Regions from separate parts of the Homo sapiens genome. Here region 2 is linked to region 1. A link is an interaction called in ENCODE POLR2A ChIA-PET data of the cell type or tissue named here. Cell type or tissue: A673. All regions are shown on one strand.

Region 1 (2,500 bases):
GGTGTGTTTCCTGATGCAGAGGAGTAAGAGGTCAGCTTACACTGTCACATGGCACGGCTACTCCAAGGACCAGTAGGCACACGTAACACTACACCTCCCAGCTATCTCACCCTGAAGTCACACCCTGAGTTCAGCTGACTTCTCCATCCTTCTGTCCTATATGCTGGTCTCTGCTTTACCACAGCCATGGGGCCTCCATGTTAGGCACATATGGAACATTCTGCACACAGCGGCACCAGGCAGCTCCAAAAGATATCCAGCAAAACACACACACACACACACACACACACACACACACACACACATACACATACATTGCCTTTTTGTCACCATGTCACTACTCCACTCTTTACCTCCACCCCCATCCTCAGTGGTCACCAGGGTATAAAGAAAAAATGTCATGGTACTTTACCCACAGCCTCCTCTGGGGTCCAATAACCTGAGGAGTCACACACCCGCCGGGAGGAAGCTGTGTGCACATACTGACGAAAGGTCCCATCTTCAGTGCAAGCGCCACACAAGCTGCCTGAGGCCCTGGGGAGATAAAGGGATGGAGATGGGAGATGAGGAGAGTCCATCAGATGAGTTGGGATAAGAAAATTAGAAAGACCTTTGTGTGGGGAGGGCAGGGGTTGATGGTTAGTAAGGACCTAGAGAGTAACTAAGAACAACTGTATCTCAATCGTTTTTTCTTGTGTGGACCTCATCTTTGCAAAATTCAGTGACATGAAAATTTCAAGATCATGAAGCAGAAAAAATTAACTAAGTCATAAAAGAGGCCTGTGGAGATGAAAGTGGGCATTTTCTGTCCTAGGAACAGTAAACAACAAACAATTAAAATCTGAATCTTTCAACATAAAACTCCCTTCTACATTGACTCTCAAGTCATTCAAAGGCTCCTTGAATTTCCCCACTAAAACAGGCAATAATTTCCCACATAAACTTATTAGCCATATGTGTCCTTATGTTTTAAGCTCCCTACTTTAAATCACTTACATAAAATAAAAGTCAGGTGAAATGTAATGTCTCTTGGCTCACCATTGCCCTTGGAGATATATCCAAATTATTTATCACGTCTCAAGGCCCTTCACAAGCTAGCTCCAGCCTCACCTACTGCAGTTCCTTTCTGAGATTTATATTTCCAGCGCAATGAACAGATCACCATTCCACAAATACATCATGCCTTTGAGCTGTTCTCTCTGCTGCCAAACAGCCTTTCCAAGCTTCTCTGTTTAGCAAACTCCTACTTACCCATCAAGAACCATTCAAATGTAAACTCTGCAGTAGCACTTAGCCTCTCTCCTCTGAGTGACCAGTACTCCCTTCTCTGTGCACCCACTGCACCTGCTGGATCCTCTCTTAGGGCTCTGCTATGCGGTGTTGAGAATTTCCATTCACATTCTTTCCTCTCTTTTGCCTGTGAGCCAGTCCAGACCAAGCTCTATTCTGATTTATATTTCCAACAGGATTGGACCCAGCAGTCCCTCTGTGAATGCTTGTTTTATGGATATCCATGACGTGATTAATACAGTTTATGAAAGTTCTACAAGTACTATAACTGAGGTAACTGGAAGAGGTAGACACAATAATAGCTACATAATAATGGTAAGTCACTTCAAGGGGCTTGCCTCTGATGCTTAGAATCTTTTTAGAAGCCCACTTGTGAATGACGCATCTGAAAACGGAGGCATCAAGTCAGGGTCTCAATAACATCTTGTAATATGCCAGAAAAATAGTATTATAAAATAAAGGTAGTGATTATGACAGCTGCTCCCATTTCTGAAGTACCTCACATAACTGGCATTGTGCCGCTGTGTCGTGCTTTTCATAAATGATTTCTAATTCCTGTAATAACCTTATGTTTACAAATGAGAAAACTCAGGCTCAGAGAGGTTAAGTAAATTGCCTAAGGTCACAACAAGTTCCTTAATTCCTTTGAGCAAGTTCCCAAACACCATTGAGCGTCCAGTACTTTGGAAACTAAAAGGTGTAGTTAAGATCCAACCTCTGACTCCAATCAGCACTCACTTCTAACATGAACAAAACTCCAAAGCTCATTCCTCTGATGCACTTGGCCCTTCCGTGGCTGCTGCTAAGTGCGTAGCTGGGGCTCTTCTCTGACATAAGGGTTCCAAATACCTGCTGGGGTGGAGTAAACACAACTCCAAGCATGACACAAATTGCTGGCCATGTGACGTGAGTCCCCCTGACACACATGTTGGGAGGTCTCAAAACTGCAGTCCACCTAGCTGAGAAAAGGAAGCAAACTGCAGGTTTTTCTGCCAACAGACTCTCAGCACGCCCGTACTGATGTCTGCTTTATCGTAACGTTTGTACCAGAGAGAGAATTCAAAGATTAAATTGTTTACATGTGTTACATAAACGGATGTAAAACTCTGGTTTGCACACACCCACAGAGGACTTGCTGTTCAGGCAGTTCGACCAAAGCTGCACAAGGTCACACTTGCAGGAAGATGATTCTCACACACATCACACAGAT
Region 2 (2,500 bases), 1.4 Mb before region 1:
TTTAGTAGAGACAGGTTTTCTCCATGTTGGTCAAGCTGGTCTCGAACTCCCGACCTCAGGCGATCCGCCTGCCTCGGCCTCCCAAAGTGCTGGGATTACAGGCGTGAGCCACGGCTCCCAGCCTATTATGCCTCTTTTTTTTTTTTTTTTTTTTTTTTTTTTTGTGAGATGGAGTCTCACTGTCACCCAGGCTGGAGTGCAGTGGCCTGTTATCAGCTCACTGCAACCTCTGCCTCCTGGGTTCAAGCAATTATCCTGCCTCAGCCTCCTAAGTAGTTGGGTTTACAGGCACGCACTACCATGCCCAGCTAATTTTTTATTTTTAGTAGAGATGGGGTTTTACCATGTTGGTAGGGCTGGTCTTGAACTCCTGACCACGTGATCCACCTGCCTTGGCCTCCCAAAGTGCTGGGATGACAGGCATGAGCCACTGTGCCTGGCTTATTATGCCTCTTTTAAAGATGTGGAAATGGAGGCTCAGAGAAGTTAGATAACTTTAACAAGGTCACAGTGAGTAAGTAGCTAACCCAGGAATTAAACATAGTTACATCTTAATCCAAAGCCCAAATTTTCACTTCGCTATGCTGTCGTTGGAATTATCTACAATGCTCACAGCTTAGCTGTGGGGGTAAATAGATAAATACCACCTGAACATTGAGATTAGCAAGCTACTACAGGTTGGTACAAAGTTCTTTGGAGTGACATATGGAAGGGAATAATTTGTTCCCTTTGGGGGAGGTGGGAGATGGAAGAGCTTCATAAGGTTGCCAGAATGCTTGGGAATTTGTCAACTGAATTAATAATGATGGTTCAAGGTGGAAGACAGTTCCCTGCATCTAATCCTGGTGGTTGGTTTTAAGGGCCACAACAGCCATTGCCCAGGTCACTACTGCTTCCAAGTTGGCCCATCTGGGTGCCAGGAATGCAGCCCAAATGCCTGCTGGTACCTGCTTAAGTGATGACTGGTAACCAGGCAACCCTGTCAGCACATTGTTTCATTGAAATCATATTTGTGAGTGTGTGAATATGAAAACAACTTTACATAATCACAGTTTTAATCTTGCACAATATACTTTACATTTAAATGAAATAAGTGTATTTTCAAGCTTATGGCTATATGGAATAGTGCAGCAACCCCTAATTATGTGTTAGCTTCTCTTCCTGCTCTTGTCCCTTAACTACAGGCATCCCTGGAGGCTGCTTTCTGTATTCTCTCCTCCAGGGAATTAATCTATTTTCTAGGCTTGAATGACTGTAAAATTCCTATAAAATGAGGCTTAAAACTGCAAGCAAAGCATTGCTTTAAAATATATTGTATAATACCTTCTTTGTCTGCTCTTGGGGGTATTTGTCAGGGAAAGCACAGTAGGCAGCCGGATACTGTTGTAGGGGCTCTGGTACCAGGCAATTAGGATGATTCTAAACTGCTCCATTTCCCAGCTATGTGGCCTTGGGCAAGTTACTTGGCTTCCTTAAGCCTACATTCCTGATCTATAAAAGAGCAAAAATAATAGTATCTTAGTCATAGAACTATTGGGTGGATTAATGAAATCATGCAAAAGCACTTAGTGACTGGTTTGTTAGAAAAAACCAGTAAGTGCTACTGTTTATTTACATATTTACCTACTTGTTTATTTTTGTTAGAGACAGGGTCTCTCTCTGTTGCCCAGGCTGGAGTGCAGGGGCACAATCATGGCTCACTGCAACCTTGAACTCCTAGGCTCAAGCGATTCCCTCTCCTCAGCCTTTCTAGTAGCTGGGACTTCAGGCGCATGTCACCATGTCTGGCACTAATTTTTCTATTTTTTTTTTTCATAGAGGTGGGGGGTCTCACTATGTTGCCCAGGCTGGTCTCAAACTCCTGGCCTCAAGTGATCCTCCTGCCATGGCCTCCCAAAGTGCTGGAATTATAGGTGTGAGTCACCATGCCCAGCCAGTGCTACTTGTGATGATTATTATTACTCTCATGGTTAGCAGGGTGAACAAATTTGGGTGACAGTGATTTGAAACCTATGAAGCACTATAAAAATGTGAAATATTATCACTATTATGGATACTGCTGAGGAGTGAGATCTAAACAGCATGGTATTAAGAGCAGTGAACAGGAAGTCAGGAAAGCCAGATCCCAATGCTACTCCTGTCACTAATCAGCAGTGTGACCTTGGGCCAGTCTCTCCCCTAACCTCAGGTTTTTTTACTTGTAAATAAAGTGGTTTGATTAGATTATCTCGAAGACCCATTCCAGCTCCGAAATTCTATGATTCCATGACTTTTGGAGCAAATAACTTATGTAGAAATCTTATACATTTCCTGGAATAGAGTAGGTCAATATACATTATATATTAATGGCCAAAGTACATTTCTGAAGTTGATAAAAGTTAACACCAATTGCAACAATCAGAAAGAGCATTCCTAGGGGAATGCAGTGAAAAAGCAAACTACTCCTACCCACCTTAGGAATTTTGAAGGACATCATTGTGGCAGAAGAGAATTTATATCT

Evidence for each region. ChIA-PET counts read pairs that join two places held together with the same protein. Peaks named below come from ENCODE experiments on the same cell type or tissue, not always from the same donor. Only the 100,000 strongest peaks of a DNase experiment are listed, where the experiment ranks them.
Region 2: POLR2A ChIA-PET joins it to region 1 with 12 read pairs; 2 of 35 experiments call an interaction of 5 or more read pairs at or near these places.

The regions. Positions count from the first base shown.
Region 1 is chr1:176,693,772-176,696,271 of GRCh38, reverse strand. PAPPA2 (pappalysin 2) reads right to left here. Exons shown (of 23, transcript NM_020318.3): 7 at 413-534. Among named protein-coding and RNA genes, the nearest start is that of PAPPA2, 230 kb to the right of the region's middle. In A673, no CTCF peak of the experiment used is centred here; no DNase peak of the experiment used is centred here.
Region 2 is chr1:178,047,518-178,050,017 of GRCh38, reverse strand. No RefSeq gene overlaps it. Among named protein-coding and RNA genes, the nearest start is that of CRYZL2P-SEC16B, 11 kb to the right of the region's middle. RefSeq lists a silencer at 1-99. In A673, no CTCF peak of the experiment used is centred here; a DNase peak (open chromatin) is centred at 1,287.